2 separate regions of the Homo sapiens genome follow, and region 2 is linked to region 1. Evidence: chromatin loops called from intact Hi-C (ENCODE). Cell type or tissue: heart left ventricle. All regions are shown on one strand. Each heading gives the region's core, and the rest is flanking DNA. Links, peaks and the distances in the headings are about the cores only.

Evidence for each region. A loop is a pair of places that touch in the nucleus more often than their neighbours do. Peaks named below come from ENCODE experiments on the same cell type or tissue, not always from the same donor. Only the 100,000 strongest peaks of a DNase experiment are listed, where the experiment ranks them.
Region 2: it touches region 1 in a loop (2.1-fold over the local background); 3 of 110 quality-filtered maps call a loop at or near these places.

What each region holds. Positions count from the first base shown.
Region 1 is chr3:162,130,776-162,139,126 of GRCh38, reverse strand. No RefSeq gene overlaps it. Among named protein-coding and RNA genes, the nearest start is that of OTOL1, 640 kb to the right of the region's middle. In heart left ventricle, for the core only: no CTCF peak of the experiment used is centred there; no DNase peak of the experiment used is centred there; H3K27ac peaks cover 1,663 bases.
Region 2 is chr3:162,190,612-162,198,962 of GRCh38, reverse strand. It overlaps LOC107986048 (a long non-coding RNA gene), which reads left to right and starts at 4,191. Exons shown (of 3, transcript XR_001740570.2): 1 at 4,191-4,307. In heart left ventricle, for the core only: no CTCF peak of the experiment used is centred there; no DNase peak of the experiment used is centred there; H3K27ac peaks cover 687 bases.

The DNA.
Region 1 (8,351 bases), core at 286-8,285:
TTCTAAAATATTTTCCACAGGATTTTACATTAAAAATATTATCAGTTTTATACTGTGGTTTATAAAGAAACAGACTTTGAAGAATTACTGGTATCTGGATATGTAGAAAAATGGGAAATACATTCTAAGTGGGCAGAATTCTGCTATAAAATGACAGAGATGAAAAAGCCACGGGTTTGTGTAGAATACTATGAGCAAAATAATAGAGTATAGTGGAAGTTTAGTGAGATAAGTAGATTGTGACAGATTATGGAGGGTCTTTAATGCCCAACTAGTGACGGAAGTTTTTACCATAAGTTGTGTGACCCCTGTCTACCTCTGTAACCCCAACTTACACTGCTTTCCTCATTGGCTCACTGTTCTCAGCTGTATTTATCTCATTTCTGCTCTCTGCCAAATCTCTGTCCTAATTCAGGGCTTCATGCACCGACTGGCCTATGTGCCTGGAATGCCCTTCTCTTTGATCATCACGAGGCTGGCGACTCTCAAATACACAGATCTCAGCTTGCAGGTCACCTCCATAAAGAAGCCTGGCTTGACAACCCACCCAACTATTCATATACCACTACATCCCTGTATTTTAATTCACTACAAAGCAGTTAATGCTATTTCATATCTCTTTCTCTCTCTCTTTACAATATAATCTCGCAGGCAAAAACTTAGGCATCTTGTTCACCACTGTATCCCCAGGACCTACAGGAAAGCTCATTATATATTTGACGAGTAAATAAATGAATACATAAATACTAATCCATTTTCTGACAGAAGAAATAAGAAATATATGGTAGAGAGGAAAAAAGATAATTTTCTCCCAAAGGTAATATTCAGAAAAATAAAATAATGTAAATGTATCTTATGACTTTAGCTCACAAACTACAGCAATTCGATCTACCTTATTCTTTTTTATATTATCGTACCATTTCCTGGACTCCCTTAAATATATTATGAATATTACTAGTTTGACATTGAACTGTAAGTTATTTGAAAGCACAACTACCTGTTTTTCCATTGCCCCACCACCACACCCCAACACACTCACACACGTGCTTATAATACCACACATAGAAACTGCTCTTGAGCATTTAGGGAGAAAAGGATATCAAAGTGGTGAATATCAGTGATATATGACCCACATATAAAATTAAATCTGAAAAGTAGGTATATTTTAGGATTAGCTTGTCTAAATGTTTAGGTGAAATATTGCCAGATTAAATTAATTTCAGAGCATGTATAGAGAATATTACATCTGTAATTAGTAGATCTTAAATATTATCTGAATGAATCTTAACAAGAATTCACAAACCTAGTTAGAATAATTAATATTAGACAATGTCAAAGGCATTTTTATTTTCTGAATATAAAGCATGAGCTATGGGCTCATGTTAGATATTTTTAATGCTCGAGCTATAAACCACCAAAGTTATGCTTTTTGTATGCTGTATTTATTCACTGCCTGAGAAAGGCAAAAGTCAGACCACTGAAAAATTGTACTTTTTTGTAGAAGAACTTTTATCAAGCATTCATTTTGATCCTACTGCAATACTTTATTTTTCTAGGCCTTGATTGGAATCCTTGAAATTCTAAAGGTACTCTCTCAAAGACATTTTTCTGATAAACTATGACATCTAGACTCAAAAAACAATTCATTTTTGTAAATATGTATTCCATTGCATATACGTATTTAAAGACTTTACAATTATACATATAATTATTGGATATAATATATATGCAATTATATTATTATTATCATTGTATATAATATCCTTTATATACATATATAGCCTTTATATATTCTTGTTAGAGATGACAGTGTTCTTAGAACTGAATTATAGTTGTTAGAATTAAAAGCCCTATTAAAAGCCTTCTATACAACTTCTATGATAATATATTCTAATAACCCCTTCAACGATAATATATTCTAATATTCCTGAGACTATATTTGTATGTAATTGTATATTGTACATGAGAACAATATCATGCAGACATTCATAAGTTTCTAAATGCAAATTTAAAAAGTACATTTTCTATGAACTTGCTTATTCTATGTACCTCATTCAGCCAGGCAGAAAGTATGATGTAGGTTACAAGAACTAGAAAAAGGGGGAAAGAGAGAGTTATTGTTTAATGTGTAGAGAGTTTCTGTTTGGAATCATGAAAAAACATTCCAGAAATGGATAGTGATGATGCCTATACAACATTATGAAGGTTCATAATTCCACTGAATTGTACTCTTAAAAATGGTTAATATAATAAATGCTATGTTCTTATATTTTTATCGCTATCAGAAAAATAAAAAAAATTTTAAGTATATTTTATGCTCTTCCAGAATTTTTACAAATTCTAGAGGAGTGGAAAAGCAAACTTGAAAACAGAAAACGTAGTAATCGTCTAGCCCCTAAACAGGATCCTTATTTAACACATAAGAACTACAGGCCCAAGTTGGTTTCCTGTAATTCAAGCAGTCAGCAGCAAAATTGATTCTGATTCAATGACATCCCAACCCACCACCTCTTCAATAGGCCTAAATTGTCAACCAGCGGGGTATCCCAGCAACATCACAAACTGAACATTAAAAACTGAACAAATGATTGTTTCTCCAAATCAGCTCTTCCTTCTGCATTCCCTACTTTAACCAAAAGCACCATTCTTTCCCTAAGTACATATAGCCTCCCACAGCTTATCATCAAGTCCTATTCTTGAATTATCCCCCAAGTATCCTGACTTTTTCCATTTCTTTTTGTTGCCCTGGCCCTGCTTAAAATCAGAAATCGCACCTCACCTCCTGCCGTTGACAGCTCAACTGGCATCTGATGTTACATGAAAACATAGTGTACTCTCCTATTCCATTCCAAAGTCTATCTTTTTGTTTACTTCCTATGAAAACTATACACATTTCTCTGAACCTAATTCTAACATCCCAAATATGGTTTCCTTCCCATATTTTTATGTAAAAATTATTTATTGAATGTCAGGCATGGCACACTGCATTTTTTAGGTTCCAAGAGATTTTATGGTAAGCCAGAACAGATATCAGTCCTGCACTTAGGTAGTTTATAATTATGAGAAACAGACTAATGTTAACCAAGTAATTGTAAACCACTTGAGTGTTATTTCATTGCAAATAAGTTCACTGTGTGAAATGCTGAATTTCCAAATAAAATAAATCATGAGGACAAACCTAAGATTATGGATATTTCAGGATGGTAGAAATTGATGTGAAAAAATAGAACTTGAGTAAGCCTGCAAACTCATCATGACCAAGATATTCTAGATGGTAGTGACCGCTGCCTCCGGAAGGACTAGCAACAGACCAAAGACAGAGCTCATCACCGGGAAGGTGACCAGATGGATCTGAAAGGAGATAAAATAAAAGAAATAGAAGTAAAGCCTATTCAATACACATTTTTCATAAAACTGGAAAACCTAAATCATCAAGTTACAGTGGTGACAATTTAAAAATCATAGGTTAGCCAACTCAGAAATTTCTCATTACTTGAATATGTGCAGTGGGAGAGAAATGCATGTTACAACAGTTTTTCGTTGATGTAAACTAGTGAAAATATTGTTTATATTTTAATATACAATGGCCTCTTTATTTAACTTTGGTCCTCAAAATGAGGAAGCACCTGTAGTATGACTTTTTCTTCATTTTTTATTTGATAAATTAAATTTATTACATTGTGGAATGTGGTGCTAGTACTTCATGTACTTGTACATATTATTTAAGGCAATAATGGTAAGCAGAATGTATTCCTTTTGAGAGCATAAGAACGACATTGATATGAAGCTTGATGAGCTTCAAGACACTGAGATCAAGATAAAACTTGAAGAAATTGTTCATCTATTTTATTTCTTCTAATAAATGTTAATTCCTTCATTATATCAATATTTTTGAAAAATAGGTTAATAATAAATAGTTCACTTTGTATCAACATTACGATGAAATAACTTTTTTCTCCATTTCTAAGTAAAGCAAAAAGAATGTAATCATTAGGAGAATGAAAAAAAGAGTCAAAAGACTCTACTCTTAGGTAAAGAAGGGCTGCAGTAAGAAGGAAGTAACATGTCCAGAATCACCTGAGACTGTAAAGCAAAAGAAGAAAAGAAGGTCACCGAATCTTTTAAATTTCTTAAAATTTAGAAATTCCTTCAATTGCTGTTTATTACATCTGGCAGTTTGCCTGGAGAGCTTTGTGGTACATTCTAAAAAGGGGAATGAGTATAAGTGCGCTGAAGAGTGGGTGTTAACCTCCACACTCACCCATTTGTTCTCTCCTCTATTCAGCCAGATAGAGGAAGCCTCCCAACTGAAGTCATCCTGTGCACTTGCCTAAAAGGTTTCGATGTGGTTCTGCTGATAAGTAGCACTAGCTGGAGAATAGGTGGTAGGAGAAAAGGAGATGTCATGACTGTGGGCTTCCGGCTTCCTGCCCTGTGTCAGAGGCAGTGGTTTTAACAGCAGCAGAGACAACATAGCTCTAGGAGCCTCAGTAGCAGGGTTTTGTGAGCTCTGGATAACACAACCTTCCTGCTCCTGCAGTCAGTTTAAGTAATCGGTTTCCTATATATATTCCGTTTGCCGTGAGAATACACTCGAAAGCACTTGTGGCTGCAGTCTTTACCCTGAGATAACTTTGCCATGAAATCTTTTCCTTTTATTATTATTTTCCCATCACTCTAGTGTATCAACTTTGGAAACAAAAGACATCATTCTCTTCGTAGCATTCTGTTTTAAGTAGTGGTATTTCCGTTTACAAAACATAGTAATTCATGATCGCTGAAAATGTCAAATCCAAGAAAATGTAGCACCCCTACATATGATGTTAACATTGCTCTCGAACAGTTGTTGGCCAAAGATTCATTTGATGAGTTCTATTTTTCTGAAATGGATGATTCTGATGATTCAGATGATTCTGATGTTAGTTCTGTTTATAAATAACTCCAAGAACCATTTGCATATTTTATTTTCACATTGCAAATCAATCAGATTTGCTTCAGCATTCAAAAGCTTGTTTGTGTAAAATTAAATGAGCACTGGCAGAGAGCTGCACTTTTTTTCTAAATGGGAAAAGGGTAAATGTCTGAATTTATTACTACGATTAACTTCCCAAAGTCCCTCAATTCAATGTGTTTGCTTCAGCTGCTCAGAGTGGCTTTAACAATTATTGGTTGGTTGACTGGGAGCAGGACATAACAGTGAATTACATCAAAATGAGCTTAAGATGCCAAGATTTCCTGATGATAATATATTACTAGAAGAAAGATCCAAAGGCATACGGAGATACAAATATTGAAGTGCATTATTGTTTCATGTGCAACCCACCCACCAGTCTCCCATTATCTCCCAAATTTGAGAGATGCAGGAATGAGACAGGTTCTGACATTCTTAGAAAATCTCATGATTGTTCTCTGCAGGTCAGAGATAAAGGGGGGAGATGCTACCATTGAAATATAAGTTTCTGGGACGGCAGAGGACACAAGATAGGACCTCACTACCTCATCACCTGAAGTAGGGTGAGCACAGCTGCTATAATGGAGAACAGGTCCAGAGCAGTCGTCAGAATATTTTGGCCCACTGACATTTTTGGCAGTAGCTAATTAATCACTAGAAATAAAATAGAGGATACGCCTTTTAAATAATTTGTTAATGAATAATCACAGAGAAACACTAGGATTCATGAGCAGACGTCTAATTTCAGTCACCATAACGGAGAGTCTCATCCCTCCAACCAAGTTTCTATTCCAGAGCTATGTCATAGAGCCAAACTCTTTAAATGAAAAACCAGAAGGTCCACTTAAAGAAGGACACTGAAATGCTTTGCCAAGAAAGGTCTGTAAATCTTCCTTAAAGTTTTCCCTAAAGGGACTCAGGCCATTTATCAACATGGCTACATACACACTGGTAAAAGAGAGAATACACCATTCAGAGATCTATAAACAGTGACACTGAGTTGATTTAATTTCTGGGTACCAAAAACACTACTGGAATCAACTGGCCAAAGTTTAGGCTTTTGGAAATTGGCTGATAGAATTATGGCCTGAGTTGTTCTCTCAGTGGACCCAGTGAATTTTTCAACCCATCCTAGGGTAATTTCCCAAGTTGCTGAAAGCAACAGTTGGAATAAACAAATTCATGGAAACCCTTATAACCCTTTATCCATTCTGTTTTTAAGACAGAAACTAAACTCCAAGTAATAGAACAGATTGGCACCTATATGGATAAAGTAACACAGGCTAAATTAGTGGTAAGTTTCTTTTGCTGGTGAGAAGCCAAGAGTAGACATGGGGGTATATAGCTAGAAGGAGATCGTGGGAGGTATTCCCACAGGCAGCCTACTTCATTATTGACCTTAAACATGAACACACTCTCCATAGACAATGTTCCAAATAGCTACTTTAACAACGTTTGACAAAAGTGATAAGTCTGTTTTGCCAAAAGCCCCTGTTGGGCAATATTTTACTTTTATTACCAACCTGTTTTTTGCTCATTTTTCATCTAGCTGCGCTTAATTTCCTTGAATAAACTCATTGTGGTCACTGCAAAGACAATCCCATGATATTAACAAATGAAAATAGTATAAAAGGACATATGTCTTGTTAGCTGTGTTCCTTCAAAAGACTTCAGGTCCTAAGACAGAACCCAGAGTATTATTGTGATTAAATGAAAACCACTCAGAGGAAAGAAACAATTTTAAAATGTCGCTCAAGCCATCCCTGTTGGTTTCAATTGCCCAGAAATTCAGCAGTATGAAGCTGTAGCATATGGTTTTGTAACCCTTAGTGCTGATATCATAAGCATCAGCCAAGGTGTTAGTTAACAAATAAAATACAACAGTCCAATTATTCCAACAATGCCAATAAATATTGAGAAATAATAAATTATTACGTCTCCAGTGCAGCATTTACTTGTGATATGCTGTCTGAATTTCACCAAATTTTAAACATTTATTGATTTTTAATAGTAAGTAAGTCACATACATTGTAAGTCCTTATAGTAAATATTTGGCTGCACAATATTAAAAATTAAAATAATTTTCTATTGGATTTATGCAGAATTTTTAAAGAACAAAATATAGAAATAATAATTCAGAAAGAAAATTACAAGTTTAACCAACCACATGAAACACAAACTCCTTGGATAAGGATTATGAAACATTTCAGAAAGTTAAAAATATACTTTAATTTGTGTATGGATACCTACTTCATTTCTGCAGAATGATTTATTCTTGCTCAGAATTGAAATATATTATTTTAGAAATGATTTGGACTCTTGAAAATAATGAAATGTTCAATGAAGCATTTAAAATTATAATATATAATACTACAGTTATATTATAACTATACTATATATATATATAATGTGAGTGTGTGTGTGTATATATATATAGTCTCAACTAAGTCTCAAGTATCTTACAGGGCCTTTCTCATATGACAGCCCATCTAATCCTAACAACTCTGTGAGGCAAGTAGTATTTTTGTATTTTACAAATGATAAAATTAAGCCTGAAAAAAATACATCAGCTTAAGTAATTTGTTTGAGATAGAAATTTTCGTAGAATAGAAAATATGTGGGCTCATGTCCACATGACCAGGACCTGCCAAGTTCATGTAGGATATAAGACTGTTGGATTTTTTCTTTTTGTCCCTGATTCTTTCCCAACTCATTTAATCATTATAAAACCCCTCTATTTGCTTTCCTTTCCCTCTATCTGCATCTTCTAGGGTGTAAATGGAATGGGTTAACATAGATAATTGGCTCACTATAAGCTGAGCTGGTTTGCAAATAGAAAACTTTTATTATTTTGTGAAAACAAACATCTTGATCAGGAAATAGACCAATTGAAGACCTTTCCTTGAAACACTGCAAGGATGAGTTTGAAAAGAAATATTTCTTGCTCTGTTCCTTCCAGTCACTGTTGCATTCATCAATAAGAATAAGTTTTAAAATCTCCTTAAAAAGGACCTTATAAAAAATGATTTATAATTTTAAAATGTATTTAAAATCATAGATGCCCTGAACTCTACATATGACACAAAGTAATATTACTTCACTAAAGTCATACATGAGAAATAGAATTTTAATATATAAATAAATTATCTTAATAGTAGACTTATCAGATCTCAGTTTGCTGCTTTGTTATGCATAAGCTGCTATTTTATTGCTTTGATTGCTTTTCTAAAGATGATTTTCACACAAATGATAACAAGTGCCTTCAGTTACAATCGGCACATAATAAATACTCATTATACAGCATGAATACCTGCCATTGCCCTCTGTTAAACTACCATCAGTAAATAGACCCTAGTCACCAGAGTACATTTCTCCTATTCACCATGGTGGCAGTTTCAAA
Region 2 (8,351 bases), core at 222-8,221, 60 kb before region 1:
TAATCTCTGAAATCCAGTTTAGGAACCAGGAATACACAGATGTATTAGACATGGTCTAAGTCCTTAAGAGATTTACAGTTGACTGCAAGAAAAAAAGAATTATAAGCATATAAATATAACACAATGAGATGTTTTTAATGATAATGACATTACAGAAACAGAGATGATTAGTATATCTAAAATGCACTTTAGGTGTACTCAACCTAAGGAATGAGTACACCTAAAGTGCATTTTAAAAAAGAGTAAGATAACAGCTATATTCATAGTTGCAAAACACTGTTGACAACCAAAGTGTCCTAAAAGGTGAATGGATAAAATGAACTGTGGTTCATTTATACAATGGAATGTTATTTATAATAAAAATAAATGAGCTATAAAGCAATGAAAAGACAGAGAACCCTTAAGTCAATATTGCTAAGTGCACTAAGCCAGTGTGAAAAGTTACATACTGTATGATTTCAATTATATAACATTCTGGGAAAGGCAAAACTATATACACAATTCAAAAATTCATGGTTACCGAGTGTTGAGGGAAAGATGAAGGTTGAATTTATGAAACAAAGGGGATTTTGAAGGCAGAGAAACTATTCTATGTGATACTGTAATGGTGGATACAAGACATTATAGATTTGTCAAACTTCATAGATGGTTACAACACAGAGTAGACTTTAATATACGCAAACTAAAAAAGAAATCATTTAGAAAGGTGGGAGACCAAAGAAGGAATGTAAACTGTGACAAAAGAAGAAACTTTATTACAAACATATGAAACCAGCTCAGTAAAAGGAGTGGGAGAAAAAAGTATTGACCTAAGTAACTGCGGAAATATGTGGAGTCTGGAAATGAGTGGACCAATAGTAAAAGAAAATGCACATAAAGCTGTATTCTTGTAATTAAAGTTGTTTCCTGTGAGCGTGTGGGTTCACAATTTTGATACTGCTGTTCATTTACATTGGAAGTGAAAAGTTGAGGAAACGTATGGCAGATGACGGCGGCTAGATTTCTTACCCTTGGAGTGCAAATTTACAGATAAGGAAGGGAGGAATTTAGAATGAATGATGTAGTAATGGGTTAGAATCTAAGACATCAGCATAAACTCATGTTTAGTGTAACATATATACACATGTAGTCACATCATATATATATATATATATATGTGTAGTTACATCCTATACACACACACACAAACACACACACACATAGTCTATAGGCACATGTGTTTCCTTGTTCTGTCAACTGAAAATACCTGCTACCCAGTAGGACAGAGCACAGATATTGGTTTCTAATATTATTCTCTAATGAAAAGAAACTAGCCTTCTTGGATAAATAGCTGGTTCTAAGTAATATATTTTCCTGTTGCAGAAAATATATAAGGTGAACATAGAGCATCCTGAGGCACCAGAAAGTGAGGACATGCTCAGTAATGAAACAAACAAATGAAAACACTCCTTGGGGAATGTCAAAGGGGCACAGGAGCCAATTGAAAAGACCTCTCAATGGCCAAAGCTGGAAAACAATTTGGAAAACAAAACAAATAGAATTAATAAAGTAGTATAGTATTATAATCCAACTTACAAAACAAATAATCATAAGTCTATACTGACATAAATGGTTGAATAAATAAATAAGTAAAGGAGAAGTGAAAAAATTCCCATGCATAATAGTTCCAAATTATTTATGCAGAAAAAGAAAGCATCCTCAGCCAGTGTTAACTGATGGCTGACCTGGCAACAACAGGTAGTTCATGATGTCTTCTACTTAATCGAAAGTGATTCCCACAGCAACAGTATCAGACAGGTACTCTCTAATATGAATGAGTGAAACAAAACCAAAACTACACTGTATCTATGTCTGAAAAGAGAAGAACAAGGACAGTGTTTCAATTAAAAAACTGAACATCTTTCTTACCTGGCTGACATAAATGACTGTTGGTTCTTAACTAACTACAGTTTTAGTTCCTATTCACTGCTTCTGCCTCCCGGATTTAAAATAAAAGAGAAAGAGAATTAAGATAACGATTTGTATATTTAGCCTACTTCCTGCCAACACTCAAACCAGAGAAAACTTCCCACTTTCTTAAACTCACCCCCATTCACCTCACACAAACTCAAATGCTGTAACCAGCCTATTCTCACACTTTTTCACTGAGATATCCTATTATTCTCTATGAGGTACCATTTGCTTTGCTATAGTACTAGGACTACAGCTTTGTTTGACTACAGGTATATTCTTCAACGTCTTTGGGTAGCAGCCTTTAACCAGAAGAGAGAAAAGTGGGTCAGGACTACAAGGCAGAAACTCAAGCTATGTTAAGTCCACTAAGATTGGAGTTAATTCTGTAAGCAATAAGACCTACTTAAAAATTTTATGCATGAAATAATATGGCTTGAATTTCCTTTAACATATATTTCCTGGTGAATATATGGTTGATGTTTGTGAGGGATAAAAGAGTGTAGTTTAGGGACAACTTCCAGCTAAGTCCTGAACTTGAGGACAAGGTAAGAATGAAGAGGAAAGTTATGGATTTGAGAGATGTTTATTAGGCTAAAAACCTGCAGTCTGTAGTAGTTGGCAATGAAAATAAAAGTGAGAATAAACAATCAATCAAGGATATTGATAACTGGTTAACCTTGTTATCTCATAATTGATTACCCCTCCCAGGGGTGCATGCATTGCTGATCTGTATGGAAACGGGAATATGAGAACAGAATGGATAAGGCATTCAGAATTAATAATGTGGATGAAAATAAAGAAGCAGAATGCTGTTTCTACATTCAAAATTCTGCTATAGTAATACAGTACCAGGGCTCTACTTCGATAAGAAACATTTGAAATTCTAAGAATGTACAATATTTGCTTACAGCAAGTGTCACAAAAAAAAACCACCAAAAAATGTATGTTTGATTTGCTTGCTGGGAGAGAGACCAATATTTGACAGTTTCCCAGGAAGAATTTAATTCTGTCCTAAATAAACAAAGGTATCTCCTGATGAAAATAAAGATATCCTCAGAATCACTAGTAGTTCTGCCAGACAGAAGACTTCACAAGGGCAGGGTGTGTATCTATCATATGTATTATTTTATTCTTAGCACTCATCATCACACCTCTTGGCATATAAAAGGTCCTTAGTAATTAATGTTGATTGGATACATTGATTAAGGAATTAGGAATTATTCCAGAGGCAGGAATACACAGCAATGGGGCATAGAATGTGCTCCCTAACAGAGGTCAACAAAATCAAAGTCAAGTTGTGGAAAGAGCTCTTTAACAGATGAGCAGCATAAAATAGAGCTATTTGCTGACTTAGAGCACGAAAGCCAGAGAGTGGCTGTAGCAGCAGAGGAATCAGGATGAGGTAGCACAGCTTATGCTAAAAGAGAGTGTACTCGCTCTAGGTTGTGAGACAGAAAAGATGCAAGACAGCAAGTCCCCAGAGGAGAGAAAGGATGTCTGAGTTCATGGATTTTCAACAGTGACAATAAAGCCTACATACTAAGTATGTCCTAGGAAATTGGACGACGAATGAGTTGCAATGGTTTACCAACCAAGATTTGTGGGCTAAGAAGGCACATGATCAACTGGGATATTTTTACCCTGCTGTTTCACTCCCATCCCAGATTCTGGCCAATTCCCAAGCAGTGATTTGTGGCACAGTACAAAGTGTGACAGTCCGTTGCAAGAACATTGGCAACCCAGAGAGGTGATGCCAATAGATAAAGATGAGAAACAATGAGACCCCAAATGAAGAAAGACCCAAAGCTAGGATATCAGTAAAAATGGATTTGTGATGAAAATTAAACTCAGAAAGTGTAGTTTTATGTAAACACTCCTTTATATCTAACTTAATACTTAATTGCTGAATAAATTCATTTCATCATTTCCCTCTAATATGAATAATCTCAAATAACTTCAAAAGGAAAAACATCTGGCTAAATAAAGTGAATTAGTTGCCTTCTAAGAAAAATTATAATATCTGAATTTAGATGCACTCTGTCTATCTTGGGTAAAGGAAGAGCCTTGGAGGCCCAAGCACTCAATGTATTATGGCACCCCCTCCCCACACCCCACCACATACTAACATGCTACCATATGTGATAGAAAATAAAGTTTTTATTTTGAAATGAAGCAAACATCTACATATTCTGAAATAATTTCATCGAGGCTGACTTTTCTTTTTTCCTTTCTTTCAGTCTCCCTCTTTCTCTTGTGTGCACCATGTTGTGCCTGTTTCTGTTGTTTTTGACATGTGCTTAATCAACCATCAGAGTAATTCTCCACTGACTCTCTCCAGCCACTGGACTACAAAGGTAAAGGCGAATTCTCCTTGATGTTTGTTTTTGGAGGGGCCTCACTTATTAAACAGAGAAGAAAGACACTTGAATTTCAAAATGTTAGTTACATTGAAATTTAATACAAACACAGTAGCAAATTAAGTAGTAGGTTTTATAGATAATTGAGAAAGAACATTTAGAAACAATTTCAACCAGTAACCAATCGGCTACTGTTACCAAACAGAGAGTATTCTACTTTTCAGTCTGGCAGAATGCTTTGTTCTCATGTGGACACCATTTGTCACACTTGTAGATCTGTGACTTCCTCAAAATAAACTGAAGCTGCTTTTTCAATGAAATGTGTCCACAAATTAAATATTATCAAACACTCCGTATTAATTTATCTTTTAATTTGCCTTTTGATATTTTTGCATTTATTTGATTTTTCTCCAGCGTTAAGTCGTTTAGTATTAAAATTGACTGGATACTGCTTGTTTCTTGTATAGATATATGGAATAAAATTAGATCTTTTGAGATGAAATCAATACAAAGAAAAACAAAAAAAGCAAAAGTTTATCTTAGAACAAAGAATGTGTACATAGGAAATTAAAAAACAAAACATGTTACCATGAATAAGATAACTTTTTACTATAGAAGTTTTTTTAGATTATAAAAAAATGGTAGATGTAGAAGAATGAACAGAGTATGTAGATGGCAAGTTTTCAGTAACGTCAGGCCAAATCTTCATGTGATATATGTGTATGTGAATGTAGCAGCATGTGAATATTTATGTGAGCTCCCAAACAATGTGCTGAAGGGCAGATAAAGGCTGGAAGTTGTTTGCCATTTTTGACTAAATTAAGGAATGAAAGCATAGTGGTGATACCCAAATTCTAAATTCACTGTAAATTCCATGGATTTTTATTTTGCTAAAAAGTTTGTACTTATACATGTTACCATATGCCATCTCTTATATATGTAAATACAAGATTTGTGCATCATTTTAGAGTATTTAATTTTGGTAATGCTGTAGATTCATCTAGAATTTGATAAAAAGCCATGACTAATCTTCCTAGAAATTTACATTTAAGACACGCTTTAGCATATGCTATCTAAGGATTCATAGTTACTCTGCAGGCTGTTTTAAAGACCCCTGCATTTCAAGAATCCTATATTTTAAAAATCTCTTTTTCTAAAAAATATTTTGATGGCAATGGCCCTCCTTTTGATAAGAGGTAAGGCCCCTGACGGAGGCAATAATAGTAGATCCTCCTAGAACTAGACCTCAGGGAATTACTTTCTGTTAGCTCTGCAGTGAGAGAAACACTATAGCAATGCAAACTGTAGAAAGGGAGCCGTGAATATGCAGAGTATGCTTCAGAGGAAGGTTACTTCTAAAGTCCTTCAGTTAATTGGGTGTTAACTGAGAGAGATATTTTAGTGACTTCTATGGAATATAATTAACAATAAGAGAAATATTCTAAATCCAGGTCTGAGAGAAAGGAAAAAAGCAACCTGGAAGGAAAAATGAAAAAGATGATATTTTCAAATTAATTTAAATGAACTCTGAAAAAAATGCTGATTTTATCAGAAAGAGAAAAACGTCTCAAGCCCACTGTAGTTAATAAAACAAAAACTATGTCTAAGTGTAACTGAAAACATCTGCATGCATGCTCTTTCTAAGACTGAGGGAGATGATACTTCCATGGTATTTGGGAAGAAATCTACTGTTCTGCAGAGCCGGTTTTTGGCTAGAGATACATAATAGAAAAGAATATATTTAGCCTTGCCTAGTTAATAAACCATTAATGGAAAAGAGCAGCAAAGAACTTAACTGACCTTCTGGATCTTGTCAAAATCCTGTCAAGAAAGGTGACAGTAAAAGAGTAACAGAGAGTCAATGACTAAGTGACAAGGGTTGGCAAGATTGATTTTAATGAAATGTATCTTTGAGAAGCTGATTTAGAGAACAGATGTGCTTAGAGTTAGATAACACTTTAAATTCTATTTTTTGATATGCTCTTCTACAGTTGCCAGTATTCTGGTGTCCAAGTTTTTGCAAAGTTAGCAAGGAAAAGGAAAGGGTGACATATTGATGTAGATGTTTGTCTGTGTTGTTGGGGGGGATGCTTTTCTATGCATCCCTCTCTCCATCACTCTGGTTCTTGTGCCTTCAAACACTTAGCCTTTGTGTTTTTTATTAGCTGATTACATTTCATCCTAGCCACACTCACCAATATGCCACATGACAAATATTCTAAGCATATCTCTATTTTGGTGTTGAACATTTCTACATGGAGATATCCTCTAAGTTTATATAAGTATGCATGTAATATTTAATTATATTATTGTATTAGTTTATTTATATTGTATTATTCTCATTTTAAATATTTTGTTATTTTATTATAAAAATAAGTATACACATATAATACACAATGTAATGTATCATGTATTATTTCTAATAAATACAAAGGATTTGACAAAAATTATATTACAGTGAAGCTCAGTTATCTGGAGTTCAAAATTTTAGCACTGAAAATGAACACTTAATCAAAAGTCAAGGAATAAATAAAAATATGTAGAGTCACTATGATAGCCTTCTCAAAAATAGATGTAGTCAATTTATTACCTTTATGAAGGTCTCTATGACGTTCTTTTAGTTCTTATTGACTCTTACTTTTAACCACTTCTAACCTTTGGATTCTTAACAATTCTTTTAAAATGTCAACTTAGATATTAATCTTAGATCCCAACCTATTTTTGTATAATAAGCATGTATTACTCCATTTTCACACTGCTCATAAAGACATATCTGAAACTGGACAATTTACAAAAGAAAGAGGTTTAATTGGACTTATGTTTTTATGTTGCTGGGGAAGCCTCACAATCATAGTGGAAGGCAAAGAGGAGTAAGTCATGTCTTACATGGATGGCAGCAGGCAAAGGGAGAGAGAGCTCATGCAGGGGAACTGCTCTTTATAGAACTATCAGATCTTGTGACTCACCATCACAGAAACAGGAGGGGAGAAATCTGCTCTCAAATTAAATTATCTCCCACCAGGTCCCTCCTACAACACGTGGGAGTTCAAGATGAGATTTTGGTGGGGACACAGCCAAACCATGTCATTCCACCTCAGCCCCTCCAAAATCTCATGTCTTCACATTTCAAAACCAATCATGCCTTCCTAATAGTCCCACAAAGTCTTAACTCATTTCAGCATTAATTCAAAAGTCCACAGCCCAAAGTTTCATCCGAGACAAGGAAAGTCCATTCCACATATGGACTTTCATATGTAAAATCAAAAGCAAGTTAGTTACTTCATAGATACAATGGGGTTACAGGCATTGGGTAAATACAGCCATTCCAAATGGGAGAAATTGACCAAAACAAAGGGGCTACAAGACCCATTCAAGTGCAAAATCCAGTGGGGCAGTCAAATCTTAAAGCTGCAAAATGATCTCCTTTGACTCCATGTCTTACATCCAGGTCACACTGATGCAAGAGTGGGTTCCCAGGGTCTTAGGCAGCTCCACCCCTGTGGCTTTTCAGAGTACAGCTTCCTTCCTGGCTGCTTTCATGGGCTGGCATTGAGTGGCTGGCTTTTTCAGGTGCACCGTGCAAGCCATCAGTGGATCTACCATTCTGGGGTCTGGAGGACAGTGGTCCACTTCTCAAAGCTCCACTAGGTGGTGCCCCAGTAGGGACTTAATGAGGGCTCTGACCCCACATTTCCCTTCCATACTGCCCTAGCATAGGTTTTCCATGAGAGCCCTGCCCCTGCAGCTAACTTCTGCCTGAACATCCAAGCATTTCCATACATCCTTTGAAATCTAGGTGGAGGTTCCTAAACCCCAATTCTTGACTTCTGTACACTGGCAGGCTCAACAACATGTGGAAGCTGCCAAGGCTTGTGGCTTGCACCTTCTGCCATAGCCAGAACTCTATGTTGGCCCTTTTATCTGCAGTTGGAGTGGCTGGGATGCAGGGCACCAAGTCCCTAGGCTGCACACTGAACGGGGACCCTGGGCCAGCTCAGGAAACCACTTTTTCCTCCTAGGCCTCTGGGCCCGTGATGGGAG